Linked DNA regions of Mus musculus: region 1 is linked to region 2. A link is a loop called in an ENCODE intact Hi-C map of the cell type or tissue named here. Cell type or tissue: left cerebral cortex. All regions are shown on one strand.

Region 1 (8,000 bases), 500 kb before region 2:
GTTTTATTTATTTATCTATTTATCTAGTAGGGTTTTTGCTGTTGTTTCGACGTTTTTGAATTACTCTTCTGATGTAGCTCAGGCTGACCTCAAACTCTTGATCCTCCTTCCTCTGCAAGTGTGTGCCACTAAACTCAGATTATAGCATTGCTTTGTTTCCACCATGTTGTTAGTACATAAAATTGCAATAAATTAGATGTGTTTTCTGTGGTACGAGGGACTACATGGAAAGCCTTGCACTCTAACTACACACAATCCCCCGCCCTACAACTGATTTTTTTGGTCTTGTTCTTATATTCTGAGACTTTACTAAAATCCTCTGTCAGCTCTAAGAGTTGTATATGTACAATGATATCACTTGATTAGGGACAGTTTGAGTCCTATAGGTAGTATTTTCTCTTGACTCATTACAGTAGTCCCAGTGCCAGCAACAGTCTGTCATCTCAGAGGAAATGCATTCAGTCCTGTACCACAAGCACTAGTCATTAGCTGGACGCTTCTGTAGGCATGCTTCAGCACGGTACTACTTCACTTCTACTGCTAATTTGCAGTTTTATCAAGAATGGACAATGGATTTGAGGACAGTCTTGTAATCCTGAGGGCTGGGTACACTGCTGAACTCGAGAACACTTGCCTATCCTGTGCCAGGCCCAGCCTCAAACACAAAACAGTAACACAAGCCATACGCTATTTACTGCTTTAGCTTACTGACTTGGCAGTCTCCATTCGCTGACTTTCAACAGAGTCAACTTTCCATATCTGGCATATGCTTCCTGGGCACTGAGTACTTTTTTAAATGTATTAAGGCACTTGGTATATTAGAATTTAGTAGAGAGCTATTGAGTCTATGTTCATAAAAAACAAGACTTTTTATTTTTAGTTTTCTTGTTTTGTTTTGGCTTTGATAGTAGGGTGTATTGGTTCTGTGTGTCAACTTCACACAAGCTGGAGTTATCACAGAGAAAGGAGCCTCCCTTGAGGAGATGCCTCTATGAGATCCAGCTGTAAGGCATTTTCTTAGTGATCGAGGGTGGGAGGGCTCATTGTGGGTGGGGCCATCCCTGGGCTGGCAGTACTTTGTTCTGTAAGAAAGTAAGCTGAGCAAGCCAGTAAGCAGCACCCCTTCATGGCTTCTGCATCGGCTCCTGCCTCCAAGTTCCTGTCCTCTGCGAGTTCCCGTGCTGACTTCCTTTGGTGATGACCAGCAATGCAGAAGTGCAAGCTGAATAAACCCTTTCCTCCCCAGCTTGCTTCTTGGTCATGGTGTTTGTGCAGGAATAGAAACCCTGAAAGGGTAATAGTGGCCTTACAGAAACATTTAAGAAGTATTTTTTTGTTTCCTACTCTCTGAAGAGACTAACATTAGTAGTAATTCTTTTGAATTCTCTAGTAAGATAAATTGTGCCTGGGTTTTCTCAGGAACCTGTAAGTTACAAATACCATTTCTTTCATGGAGGTCAGCAGTATTCACGCTGTTTGTTTTATCTTGGTTGAGTTGTTTGTGAGCTTTAAGGAGTTATCCCACTTCTTCAAAGTTATCAAAAGTTTAAGAATGTAAAGTTCATAAAAATCTCACATAGCTTAACAGTTGCAGGATTTGCAATATCTCATCTTTCCCCCCTTATAGAGACAAATCTGCTTTTGTTCTTTGAGATTGGCCCTCACTTTGTAGCCTATGCTATCAGGAACTCAGGATCTCCTCTGCAGAACTCACACACATTTGGCACTAGCCCAACTCTAAACTTGTGTCTGCACTCCTTAGTTTTGTTAAACATTTTAATCGTATTTTTTTCATAGAACAAGCTTTTTCCAATTTGATTTGTATTCTCATCTTTACAAATTTCTTCCTTTTGTATTCTATGAGTTGATTTTATATCCTCTTCCTCCTCTTCCTCCCCACCCTTCTTCTTTAACCTTGGGTGGCCTTGAACTTCTAATCCTCCCATCTCTGTTTCCCAAGTGCTGGGCTCATAGGCATGTGCCAGCACACTTTGTCTCTAATGTCTTGGAGTAGGAATTTAGTAGGTTCTCAGTCAGAGCCACCTAGAAAGGCAGGCATTTACCATGGCTCCCGAGGCTTCTTAAAATAAAAACTATCATTAAATTAAAAAACAAAACCCAAAACAACAAAAAACTATCACCCAGGCCAGACTGAAGACATAAACCCCTCTTGCCATTCCCATCCTGACTTTTTCCTGGAGGGAGGGAGAGCACCTCCCTGGTGGTCACTTCTTATCAGCAGAGCTTCCAATTCTTGCCAGGTTTGGTTGGCTTGCCTTAGCATTGTTGGCACAAGTCCCATGTGATATATGGGAAGCCAAGTCCACCTGGGCTACCTTCTGTTGCTAGGCTGGCTTGCATCGTGTTAAGACTGTGAAAGACAGCTTCCTGCTGGGTTGGGTTGGCTTGTATGTTTGTCACACATCCCACCACCTTCCTCTGTCTAGCCTTCAGAGTTCTCCATTGCTTTCTAACATTTCCAGGTTTTACAGTTGTGTTTATTGATACGAGACAAATCTTTTGCTGGACTGTTCAGACTGTGTTATGCATTTTTGTGGTTGGAAAACAGGAGTCTAAGAGGACAACTATGTGGCTTATTAATAAACCAGAGGAAAAAATAATTTTAGGACCAGAACATTCCTAGAGCACCTGCCTTGTCACCCCACACCTTGTACCTAGATCTCGTTGCATTAAAAGTAACTTAAAACTAAATTATATACATGCACATATTTATACTTATTTATGTCTGTGTCAAAGCATGCATATATCAAAGGACAACTTGCCAGGGAGTTGGTTCTCTACTTCTACATGTGGGTCCTGGGGATCCAGCTCGGGCCATTAGGCTTGGCAGTAACTTTTCATGCTGAGTCATCCTGCTAGCACCATAAAGCTTTTTAATGCAATAAAAGTAGTGATAGAGCCTCTCTGTGTAGCCCTGACGATTCTGAAACTCACTCTGTAGACCAGGCTGGTCTTGAACTCAGAGATCGACTGGCCTTTGCCTCCTGAGTGCTGTGACTAAAGGTGTTCATTACCACTGCCCAGACAAAGTAGTATGAATTTCAATTACTCCTAAAGACAGAGAAATAAAAAATAATAATAATAAAAAAAAGCTACGTTAAAACTGCATATTCATTCCATAGCATGAAGCTGGGAATGGCAGTGTGCATAATTAATCCTGGCGCTTGGGAGGCTAAAGTGAGGGGGATCACAAATTTGGGGCCAGACTGAACTACACCAGCAAGACCATGCTTCAAAGAAACAAGAAGCTGCCGGGTTGTAGCTCAGCTGGGGAAGTGTTTGGCCTGCCTAGTCCAGTATTCGGAAAATCCTAGGTTTGGTCTCCAACACTACATACAACCAAGCGTGATAGTGAACACCTGTGGTCCCAGCACTGGTTGGTGGAGGCAGGAAGCTTACGAATTCAAGGCCATTTTCAGTTACACAGAGAGCCAAAGGCTCGCACATATGCCAACAAACTCAGAAAATATAAATATAAACACGAGAAATAGTATTTTGTATTTTTACTTACTACATTTGTTTTTGTGTCAAACTTCTGATCCCCCTGCCTCTACTTCCTGAGGAGTGAGTACATGAGTCATCATACCTGGCTTCACTAACTTTTATTTTTTTGACAATGAAAAATTTCCCTTTGTTCACGCATGTAAACAGAAAAATGGTATATTACTAGAAATGGGTGATGGTGGTGAATTTTATTTTTTCAGACAGGTTCTTAACCTAAGATAGCCTAAAACATTCCTTTCTTTTGAAGATTTTATTTAATGTATAGGAGTACACTGTAGCTGTCTTCAGACACACCAGAATCCATTATAGACGGTTGCGAGCCATCATGTGGTTGCTGGGAATTGAACTTTCGATCTCTTGAAGAGCCATCAGTGCTCTAAACTGCTGAGCCATCTCTCCAGTTCCAAACTTTCTTTTCTTAGAAACCTGTTATCAAAAGCTAGGTGTGATCAAGGCCTGTGCCTAGTAATTTATTCATGAGGCTGAGGCAGGAGAATCAAGTCTGAAACCAACCTAGGCCACAAAAAGAAATCTTATTTCTAATAAAGATTTTATTTATTTTTTTAAATTCCCCTTTAAACAAATATTAAATAACACCTGTAAAGATATTATTGAAATATATCAACCTAGGGGCTGGAGAGATGGCTCAGCAGTTAAGAGCACTGGCTGCTCTTCCAGAGGTCCCGAGTTCAATTCCCAGCAACCACACAGTGGTTCACAACCATCTGCAATGGGATCCGATGCCCTCTTCTGGTGTGTCTGGAGAGAGCAACAGTGTACTCATATAAATTACATAAATCAATCTTAAAAAAAAGAATATATCAATTCATAAGGCCAATCAATTAATAAAAGTTATTCTGATGGCAAATTACTGAATTAATGCATACTGAATTAAGACCACTTCTGCAAGACTTCATGTCAAATCATTTGACAATCTGCTGTTTAATTCTTTAAAGATTTTAAGCTGGATTTTTCTACTGTTGCTGCTGTGAATTAAGCTAAGAATAAACAGAGTAAGCAAATGGCTTCATTTTAATGAATGAAGAACAAGAACAAGAATGCCTTCCGTGTTTTGGGATGGGAAACCTCACTGACACTAAGACTGCCTTTAACTCAGACCCTAGGTAGCGACAGACTCTTATGGTACTGAACATGGAAGGTTGCCTGGGACCCAGTTTTTAAAATTCTACTCACAGAATTTCAAAATCCTGCATGTGCTTCCAATCAACAAGGAACCTTGAAAAGTTTTATGTAACATAAATGAACAAATCTGACTTCTCAGTGGAAGGAACACAGAAGCTGCCTAGTTACAAAATGATTCCACATATCTACTACTGGGTCTAGAAGTTAAATCTTACTCCAACATAGTGTAGATTACACCAAGGCTTTCAAGAGTGTCCATATATGGCAATTACAGGCAATCGCCTTTCTTTAAATATCCCCCTTTCCAAGCTTGGCTCAGAACACCTAAAACACTAAAGCTCTGATACAGAAGATTCCACTTTCCACATATGACAATCTGCAGCTGGACCCGATCACGTGAGTGGCAGTGCTGACAACGTACTTATGGATGCATCAGGTATGGAGAGTAACATAAAGCTCTTTCTGGGTTAAAGAGCCAGGGATGCCACACTAAACTACTAGAAAGAATTTCAAATTGAAATCCAAAGTAATTTCACCAGAGATGCCAGTTTAAGGCAAATTTTCACTAAGTCACCCTTCCTCTTTCAAGAAATCCCATGTAATTTAGAAATAAGACATTTGCTTCTATACTTGTCCATTATCAAAATAAACTGCCAAAAAAGAACCAAACACTTTCAAAGGCATGTTTGCAGAAGAAGCCTAGATAAGGGGGCCAGAATGATAGCTTAATGGGCAAAGGATAAGAGTCACACTCCATTCTGCCAGAAGCAGACCTGTAGAGGTTCAGAGACGCATCCGAGAATCAGTGCAGTCTGCCAACATATCAAAGCTCAGTGCAGGCAACTGGCAAGAAAGCTCAGGAGCTGCCACTAAGCCTGTCACTGCCACTAGCGAGGAAAAACAGATAAGTCTGCCAGATAGCCGAGACACAGGGACCCTGTCTCTAAACCCAAGCTAAGTATTCTTAAGAGAAAGTACACTCAAAGGTCCTAACACGGTGCCAGCAATTCCTGCTGTGACGTCTGAAATAATCTCCTCTGATTAACTATCTCACAAAAGATTCAGGCTTTCGGCAATGCAGTATTATTCTCCCACAGCAAATAATGATTTGCACCTGTTTCATAGATGGTTTTTCTGAAGATCAAAGGGAACTAGTTGGTGGATACCCACCATAGATTTTGACTGCTAGTCCCAAGTCAGTCAGGCATAAAAGCAGTTACTGAAAAGGTAGGAAGGTAGGGAGTATAAAATATTGTACTTCCATGAAAAACAACAAGTGCAAAATATCCTCAAACAAGTGATTTCCTACTGTTCAACTGGGGTGGGGGGAAGGGTCCTTTTCTTTGGAAACTGGAAAAAATAAACACACACACACATACACACACACACACACAGAAAAAACCTGTTAAAAGCATCCGTATTATCTAAAATTGAGAAAACCACAAGAGCTGATGGGGAAAATGTTCTATTTTTCAACAAAGCCCTGTATGAGGGCCAAGCTAAAAATTTGACATTAATTTTATCTAGCTTTACTTAAGCTGTACATACAACATCAGGAGGATTCAAGTAATATGGAGGCTGCTCAGACTCTGCAGAGTTCTAGAGCCTCTGTGACCCTCTCCTGTGTCTCTGTTGTCTTGTCTTATTGATCATTATACCTGGCCTAGTTTCTCAAAGGAGCTGAGCAGGCTGGTACTTTTCTTCATACAGAGACAAGAAGAAAAGGAGGACTTCTGGTGGCAGTGTTAAGAGTTATAAACTTCTGTGGGATGGAGAGGTGGCCCAGTAGGCAAGGGCACTTGTCCCCAAGCCTGATGACTCAATGCCAATCCCTGACTCACATGGTAGAAGAGAACTGATGCCCTGCAAGATGGTTTTTGATTGCTGACTGCCATATTTCCCACACGTCCCCCCAACCCCCTCTCCCTTGGCACACACTAAACAACACGGAGGAATTAAGAAAAGAACAAGAACTGTGAATTTCTGGGCTGGAGATGGAGCTCAGTGGTACAGCTCTTGCCTAGCATGGAGAAGTGGGAAGAGGGGAAGAGGGGGGAAAAAAGAGAGACAGAGATGGATCAATTTCCTGAGTTCAATTCCTAGTACTGTGAAAACAAGAACCAACCAACGCCCAAAGTGGAAATGGTTGTACAGCTGTAAAGCAGGGCTGGAGAGACTGACTCAGGGATAAAGACACTGCCTTGCAGAGGACTTGCATTCCGTTCCTAAGACCTTCACACCTGCCTGCAACTGACTCCAGCTCCAGGGGCTCCAACAGCTTCTGACTTCTAAAGAAACATGCACACACACAAACTCACACAGGCACACACACACAGACATATACATCAATGAGACTTGAAGATATGAAAATTTCCTATAATAGGGTACAAAAACAAGAAAATGGGCTTTCAATATAGTCAAATACTCTTTAATAGTCAGAAATAGAACACTGCAGCTATATAAACAGCAGTCTGCTCCAGCTAGTAAGAAAATGAATGTCTCTATGCTGACAGATCATTTCCTTTCAGATAGGAATAAACCAGGCAGCCCCTGTATGGAGCCAAGGCAGATTGGCCTTTGATTCTAACAAGAGATACTTGGCAGGCTGCAAGCACTCAGACGAGAGGGTGCTTTGTATCTGCTGGCAACAGTGGTACAGTGGCTTACCATTTCAGTCAAAGGACAGTCACCTCAGAACATCAATGCACACTAACATGGCAGAGAAAGAGCCCCAATCCTAAAATCTAAGTGGGGTTATATCTACTTAATGAACACTGAGAAGAAGACTCGAGCCATGTGACTTAAAAATGCCACTCTGTAAGCTAGGCATGACTGTGGGTGTGACCCAATGCTGGGCATGTCCACCACCTGCTAGCTATCTACTTACTCTAAGTTTCACCAGTCTACCATTTTAGCATATTGGATGGGAAGATAGAGAGTAGCAAATGGCATCTGGCAACTATAGATCCAAATTGCCGTTTAGGACTTCCAGGGATCCACAGTTAGAATGTTGGGATATAGGTCTAATTATGGTTTTTTGTTTTGTTTTGGAGACAGGGTTTCTCTGTGTAGCCCTGGCTGTCCTGAAACTCAGAAATCCGCCTGCGCCTGCCTCTGCCTCCCGAGAGCTGGGATTAAAAAGTGTGCACCACCACACCCGGCTCTAATTATGGTTTAAGACACAAGCCTCTTTCTCCCTTGACTTCTACTTCCCCATACATTTTCTTACTAGTTTATTACTAGATCATCCAAATCAGAGTTATAAGCACAAATACCTATAGGATAGAAGAGACCTCAAGAGTACTGTGCGATTAGTGGACATGTCCTACCCA
Region 2 (8,000 bases):
AGTCCCCCCCTTCTCCTCCAGGAAGGAGCACGAAGACGTCCTTTCCTATTTCCACCATGCTCCTGCCCCTCATTAAGGTCCTGGTGGTTTATCCTTCTGAGATATGTTTCCATCACACCGTCTGTCGCTTCACTGACTTTCTTCAAAACTACTGCAGAAGTGAGGTCATCCTTGAAAAATGGCAGAAAAAGAAAATCGCCGAGATGGGGCCGGTACAGTGGCTGACCACTCAGAAGCAAGCGGCAGATAAAGTGGTCTTCCTTCTTCCCAGTGACGTCCCGACCCTTTGTGACAGTGCCTGTGGCCACAATGAGGGCAGCGCCAGGGAGAACTCTCAGGATCTGTTCCCTCTTGCCTTTAACCTCTTTTGTAGTGATTTCAGCAGCCAGACGCATCTGCACAAATACCTGGTGGTCTATCTTGGGGGAGCAGACCTCAAAGGCGACTATAATGCCCTGAGTGTCTGCCCCCAATATCATCTCATGAAGGACGCCACAGCTTTCCACACAGAACTTCTCAAGGCTACGCAGAGCATGTCAGTGAAGAAACGCTCACAAGCCTGCCATGATAGCTGTTCACCCTTGTAGTCCACCCGGGGGAATAGAGACTCTGAAGCCTTCCTACTCTCCCTTCCAGTGACAAATGCTGTGTGACGACTCTGAAATGTGTGGGAGAGGCTGTGTGGAGGTAGTGCTATGTACAAACTTGCTTTAAAACTGGAGTTTGCAAAGTCAACCTGAGCATACACGCCTGAGGCTAGTCATTGGCTGGATTTATGAAGACAACACAGTTACAGACAATAATGAGTGGGACCTACATTTGGGATATACCCAAAGCTGGGTAATGATTATCACTGAGAACCACGCACTCTGGCCATGAGGTAATACGGCACTTCCCTGTCAGGCTGTCTGTCAGGTTGGGTCTGTCTTGCACTGCCCATGCTCTATGCTGCACGTAGACCGTTTTGTAACATTTTAATCTGTTAATGAATAATCCGTTTGGGAGGCTCTCACTAATGTGTAGCTTCCTAAGAGAAGAAGCCTATTACACACACAAGCAGACACTCTGCCTGACCAGATGATCCAGTTTATGTGTAACCACTGTACTGTTTGCTGTTGGGACAGTGCTTTCCCTTGCCAAACTTTTGGACAGGTAACCTTTACCTTTTATCTTAGAAGGGCTAGGAACTGAACCCAGGGTATTATGCACACTAGACAAATGCTCTGACACTGAATTACACCTCAGTCTCCCACGGGTGACTCTCTAAGTGAATATGCAAGCATATCACCAGCAGGGCGGTGGTGGCACACGCCTTTAATCCCAGCACTCGGGAGGCAGAGGCAGGCGGATTTCTGAGTTCAAGGTCAGCTTGGTCTACAGAGTGAGTTCCAGGACAGCCAGGGCTACACAGAGAAACCCTGTCTTGGAAAAACCAAAAAAACTAACCAATCAACCAAAGCCCCACATCACCAGCTGGATGTGGTGGCACGTGGCACATACCTTTAATCCCAGCACTCAAGTGGAAGAGGCAGGAGGACCTCTGGGTGTGTGAGGCCAGCCAGAGACAGAGTGAGGCTCTGTCCCAAACAAACACAAGTTGCTACCTATAAATCCAGTGTCTACTTTTGTCCAGTTACCTGTCCACTATTGAAGTTCGCAGAGTTCTTGGTTATTACATAACATTTCCTATTCAAGTCAAAACTAATTCTTCAAGTGAGATCAACTCTCTTTAAGTAATATATCTTTTTCTATAACTAATTGCGTAAATAAAAACCCACCAAGAACTGGAGAGGTGGCTCCGAGGCTTAGAGCGCTGGCTGCTCTTCCAGAGGACTTGGTTCGGTTTCCAGCAACCACATAGCTGTTTATAGCCACCTTAACTCCAGTGTCAAAGGGATCTGATAACCCTCTCTGGCTTCCCAGGCCACTCTCCATGCATTTTACAAAGACATTTTATATACAGCAGGACTTTGCTTGCATGTATGTCTGTGTACCACATGTGCTTGGTGCCTGAGGTCAGGCGAGGGTGCCGGATGCCCTGGAACTGGAATTAGGAACAGATGTGAGCCACCATGTGGACTCTGGGAATCCAATCCCAGTCTCCTGCAAGAACAAATGCTCTTAACTGATTCGCTATCTAGCTATACCCCAATGTAAATAAATCTTAATTTAAATCTAAAATAAACCCCCAACCAGAACAAGCAGGAACAGTATACAGCCTTGCTAGGTCTTGAATCTTCTAGCTCCTTACGTTCTCAAAGCAGCTTTTTCTTAATGTAGAAACTACAGCAATGTATATTATCATAAGTATTTGTCTAGTATGGCTTCATAACGCACGATCAATCTATTTTGAAATGGGACCCTGTTTCAGGTAGTTGACTGCTTTGATATCTGTACCTGAAGGTCTGGCATGTTGGACACCCCTTTAATCCTAGGGCTCCGAGGCAGAAGCAGGCAAATCTCTTGAGTTCGAGGCCAGCCTGGTCTACACAGTAAGTTCCAGGACAGCCAGGGCTACATAACTGAGAAACCTTGTTTAAAAAACAAAAAACAAAACAAAAGCAAGTTTGTAATTGATCCGGTAAGTAGCAAACACTTTTAAAAACTATGTATTTTTAATTATGTCTTAGGGGTGTGTGTGTGTATCTGCAATGGGTATGTGCATGTGAGTATCCACTCACAAGAGTATCTATCCACTCAGAAGTATGACTCACAAGAGGCCAAAGGCCTCAGATGCCTTAGGGCTGGAGCTACAGATGGTTGGGAGCGGCCTGACCTGCGCTGGGACCTGAACCCCAGATCTTCCAGAAGAGCAGCGAGTGGCCTTCCTCACTGAGCTGCCTCTCCAGTTCCCTGGGGCACACATTTTAAGTTGCAGTGCACTGGAAGGAAGCAAACAGAGCCGTGGGTTCTGGGGAAAGACTCTGTTTCAAAAAAAAAAAAGGTCATGTTCGAGCATTTGTACATCATGTACAAGGTCCTGGTTTCAATCCACAGCAATACAAAAAGTGTGCTAAAGAGCCAATGTAAAAGGGATTCATTCACTCTAGCACAAGTCTTACAAATAAAATAAAAACCCTGCAGCCAACTTCATCAGCAAATACTCTGATAAGGTGGAGGCAGTGCAGGCGTGGCACACGAGCGTCACATCCAGTGTATGATGTCAGAGGCAGTGCAGGCGTGGCAAGGCTCGGCTATTTGGGAAGACAGTTGCCAGAAGCTTGTAAAAGTGCTGCTAACAGATGGATATAGCTTGTGCCAAAACTTGGACCACAAACCAACTTCCTCCACATCAACACCTACCACTGTAAGTGACCTTCATGTGCGGAATGGTCACAACAGGCGCACTGTGCTTCGGGGAGCGCAGGGATGAGTGTCAACTGTCCAATCAGCCCAGAAACATAAAAGCATATCCTATACATTTGATCCAAAACATAAAAAGCAGGTAATTTTCAAATGAGGAAGTACATCTCCAAATAGTATGCCCCGCTTGCTCGAAGCTGCTTTAGCTGGTTACTCTTACAGCGCCAGCAGGGCTGTGCACCCGAGACTGCTACAGTCCATGGTGATCCCGCGGCTCATCTGACCCACTGTTACCTGCCTCCCAGTCCTCCCCAGGACAAGCCTGGTGACAGACACGGTAGGAGCAGATGCCTAACAGCCAGCTAAACAATTCTGCTCTACCTACCCTGCCTGCCTTGTGCTGTGGCCCCCAGGAGTGCTCCCTGACCTCCTGCTCCCTGACGTGTGTATGTGTTACAAAGACAGTGCTTAACTCCAAGAGGACCTTGTGTGATGTACACAGAACCCAGCCTGACCGCTTTAGCTCCTAACTATTGCTAGAAAAAAAGAGAAGATGCCACAGCTGGTTCCAGTGGTCACCCCTCAGGGCTACATGACACGTTCATCAGGATGGAAGGCTGGACAGCAAGGTTTCCCATCAGGGACAGGGTAAGCCCGACTGAAAGTAGATTATCTCAAATCAGTGTCATACTTTAACATAAAATTGCATTAATTTAATTCTAGGAAAATTAAGCTTCGTGGTCAATAACTTACAATACATACACTCTTTAAGTCTTTTATGTCCTGAGACTCGGTTGTGGTTTTCACCACACAAAGGCAGCTCGTTCCCGTAACATTCGGACACCAAAGCGTTGCCACTCTCGCTGATAAATCCACAGTTCCTGAGTGGTGTCCAAACACGCCAGTACTGCACCTCCTTTCCATGCGATCAGCCGGGGGTCCATGTCCTACACAGCGACAGAGAGTTCAGCCAAGGCAGGGAAGACAGACATGCAACACCATTTTCTGCAAGTGGGGCTGAGACCCTTGCTCAGTCAACAGCAACCAAGCCAGGATTTACATCTGTGTGAAACACAGTAGAAAACTGGCTGGGCTGTACCTTAGTCACATAGCCCCTGCCTAACATGTGTGAGGCTCTGGGTTCAATTCCCTGAACTACCACAAGCAGAACAAAAGGCAGAACCTCCCAACATGCCAATCTCTGACACAGCTGAGGAGAATGTCTCAAGTTTTAATACTGAAGATGCCATTCTTCACTACTCCACAGCAAGCCCCATAGGCAGGCACAGGCCCTTGGAAGTGCCATGAGATGAAGGGGACCCCCAAGACACCTCCCTCAAAAGAAAACTTATCAGAACACCATGGGTTCCCAATACAGACAGATTCTAGTTCTAAACTCGCTGCTTTGTGTTCCTTTTCAAAGGAATTAATGCCAAAAAAAGTCCTTGAGGATCTCCAGTCCCCAGACTGAAACCAGTTCCTGACCACGACCAGAGAGGAGAAGAGGGAGAAGTTCTGGTCCTCAGGGCAAGAGAGAGCCAGCCCTGCCCTGACGCACCGAGAGTCTGCATCAGACTAAAATCAGGAGAACAGGCACCAGAAAAATAAAGCCAGCCTCAACGCTGGCCAGGCATGGCAGTAAACACCCACACTTGGGAGGTAGCAGCAGGAGGGTCAGGAATTCAAGGCCAGCCTTAACCACACAGTGAGTTTGTGTATCTCAAAAAGACCCTATTGGGGCTAGAGAGATGGTGCAGGAGCTAATAAACACCCCTCCAAAGGAGCTGGGTTCAGTTCCCAGCACCTACATGTCAGATCATGACTACCTCAACTCCACTTCCATGGGGATCTGCTCGTATCTTCTGGCCTCTACAGGCACCATGTACACATGCGGGCACAGACATACATGCAACACATAACATAAAATCAATCTTTTAAAAACAAAAACACCAAACCAGAAGCAATCTAGCCATAAGTCCAGAGCTCCCACCTCCCTTGTGACCCACTGAAAGTCATGTTCACATTTCTCTAGGTCCTCGACACTCACAGCCACGGGCCTTGCCTGGATCTCGCCCCACTCACGCATTACAGTTCGATGTAACCACACTGGTCTCAGTGAGTACCGTCGCACGGGTATCACCAAACGACTCACCTTGGGCCTTGTGATCACATCCACGTTTTCAATAATTCGCCTGAATGAAGGCGGCATTTTGTTGAGAATTCTGTGCTGGAGAAACTCTTGAGCCTTATGAAACATCAAACCGCCTCCCACAACCAGGATAGAGCTATACATCTTCTTTTTGGTATCATCAGATGCTGGAAAGACAGTGCCGTCCTGCCAATTACCCACTTAGAAGGCCAGTCCAATGTCACTTAAACAACCCAGCATCCTCTAGGATCTGCCCCAGATCCACCCTCAACACTGCAGACGGGGACCAGCCACCCACTTCCCATCCCACTCCTCCTAGGATTAGAAGCGAACTTTGTTTACAGAGGCCCACGGGGGACCCCATGTGCTGTGGACTGCCTGGCTAACCATGTTGGCTTTGCAGGCCTTCTCAAGGCAGATGTCACAGCACCTGAATGCTAACCCTCCAGTTATCCCTCACATTTCTCACGTGACTCAGAGATGGAAGAATTCCTTATTACAGGTCTTCATCAGAAACCGGTTGGGACTCTTTAGTTTGGCTCTAGCATGGACCAGAGCTGTAACTTCATGGTGTGTGTTAGTCTCCATCGCCAGCACTAGACTAACTGGCAGAGCAACTGCAATGGGGCCAGGAGCCACCTGTACTGCATTGCTGGGTCCCCAGCCTCTGGCAAGCCAAGGGTGAAGCAGGCTTGATGATTTCTGAGAAAATGCTGCACTTCACAAGCAAGACTGACCCAGGTCACGTCTCTGCACCCACACCATCTACCGGTACCCAGGGTGAGCTTACAGCAACAGTCTACGCTGTGCAGGATGGCCTTATCAAGGCCCAAGGCTTTCCCCTCAAACAGCGAGATTGCAGTTTTCCTGGACATCAGTGCAGTGAGGGCTTCCTCGGACTCATTGCCCGCCATCAAACAGTCTCCCTGAGAAGAAGCCAGGTCCACCTCCTGGGAATGGAGTCTTTCTGGAAGATCAGAGGACTGGCCACGCAGATCCCCTTCAAATCCAATGGGTTTGGATGCAGACTTGCGGTCAGCAGTGGCTTTTGCAGACTGTAAGTTAAGAGAGAAACCGACATTGCTGGTCCTGTCCCCTCTTCTATGACTTCAGAACAGCATAAGCACCGATCACCACAGCACACACAACCTATACCCATGCTCACGTGAGCTGGGCATACAGTGAGGATGCCTGCCAAGGCCAAGGCAGGTTCTGGCCATGTGGGCAGGTTCTAGACCCTTACTATCCGTCAGTCAGTGCGCTTTAAAACTGAGATGTTAAGCCAGGTGTGGTGGCGCACGCCTTTAATCCCAGCACTCGGGAGGCAGAGGCAGGCGGATTTCTGAGTTCGAGGCCAGCCTGGTTTACAAAGTGAGTTCCAGGATAGCCAGGGCTATACAGAGAAACCAAAACAAAAAAACCCTGAGATGTTGACAGAGACGGACTCTCTAAGCTGACTTTCTACTGGGTATGTGAATGAGAGTCACAGGCTAGTGATTGTTATAGAATCCTCTACCTCAGATCCAATCTACCTCCTTTTTGTCTCTAGGACAGAGCAAAGCTGAGCAAGGTCCCAACCCTAGTCTCCGCCACGGGCTACTGGTACCAGATTAGCATTTGCGAACTATAGTTTAAGCCGACAGACATCTGATTACTGGGCCCAACAAACAAAGAATTCAGCTTTATGCCTACAGCAATATTTTCTGTATTAAGTAAGGACCTGTAAGCCAGGCGAGGTGGTGCACACTTTTAATCCCAGCTCTTGGGAGGCAGAAGCAGGAGGATTTCTGAGTTTGAGGCCAGCCTGGTCTACAAAGTGAGTTCCAGGACAGCCAGGGCGATACAGAGAAACCCTGTCTCAAAATACAAAACAAAACAAACAAACAAAAAAAGTAAGGACCTGTTAACTCTGGGTAAGGCGAGGAGAAGTCCCCTCTCCCAGCCGAGCTGTGGCGTACCTGTTCTTGCTTGCTCTGGGTGGCCAGCAGGTAGTGCTCATCATGGGGATCCTCAGGGTCTCCCTGGGACCTGTGCTGCAGAGTGGTCATCTTCTGTCCCACGATCCCAAAGGTTGCTGGGTAAAAAAGCGCCATTGGAGCCTGGGCATGGAAGGGAGAATGCTTAGGCAAAGGGTGGAGCTTCAGTCTTCCCCAGACAAAGGCCATCAGGCAGGTGCTCCATGTCACGGTGGCCAGCATTCCTTCTGGGAAAGGGATTGCACAACAGACTACAAAACCCACAATCCACCAGGATGAGTAGCAGGGCACCATGTGAGACTCTCAAAGCAAATGTCAAGTAAATGCTTACCATCTACTTTATGACTCCCTAGCAAGAACAGTGGCCATCAACCATGTTCTGATGGGGATGAGGAGATGGCACAGCAGTTTAGAGAATTCTCGGCAGAGGATCTGAGTTCTGTTCCCGGCACCCACCCTGGCAGCTCACATCCACCTGTAACTTGAGCCCCAGGATCTGATACCTGCTTCTGGCACCTATGCACATACGTGCACATATACACACAGTTTAAAAGCAATATTTAGAAAAGAAG

The links. Peaks named below come from ENCODE experiments on the same cell type or tissue, not always from the same donor. Only the 100,000 strongest peaks of a DNase experiment are listed, where the experiment ranks them.
Region 1: it touches region 2 in a loop (2.2-fold over the local background); 4 of 42 quality-filtered maps call a loop at or near these places.

The regions. Positions count from the first base shown.
Region 1 is chr14:30,492,732-30,500,731 of GRCm38, reverse strand. The region is part of intron 3 of Dcp1a (decapping mRNA 1A); the gene reads right to left. Among named protein-coding and RNA genes, the nearest start is that of Gm35566, 12 kb to the right of the region's middle. In left cerebral cortex, a CTCF peak has its summit at 4,275 (motif pointing left); no DNase peak of the experiment used is centred here.
Region 2 is chr14:29,989,211-29,997,210 of GRCm38, reverse strand. Actr8 (ARP8 actin-related protein 8) reads right to left here. Exons shown (of 13, transcript NM_027493.3): 10 at 7,411-7,551; 11 at 6,243-6,507; 12 at 5,456-5,619; 13 at 3,990-4,250. The coding sequence ends at 4,107. It overlaps Il17rb (interleukin 17 receptor B), which reads left to right. Exons shown (of 11, transcript NM_019583.3): 11 at 22-1,043. The coding sequence ends at 587. Among named protein-coding and RNA genes, the nearest start is that of Mir6947, 4.3 kb to the right of the region's middle. In left cerebral cortex, no CTCF peak of the experiment used is centred here; DNase peaks (open chromatin) are centred at 664 and 3,237.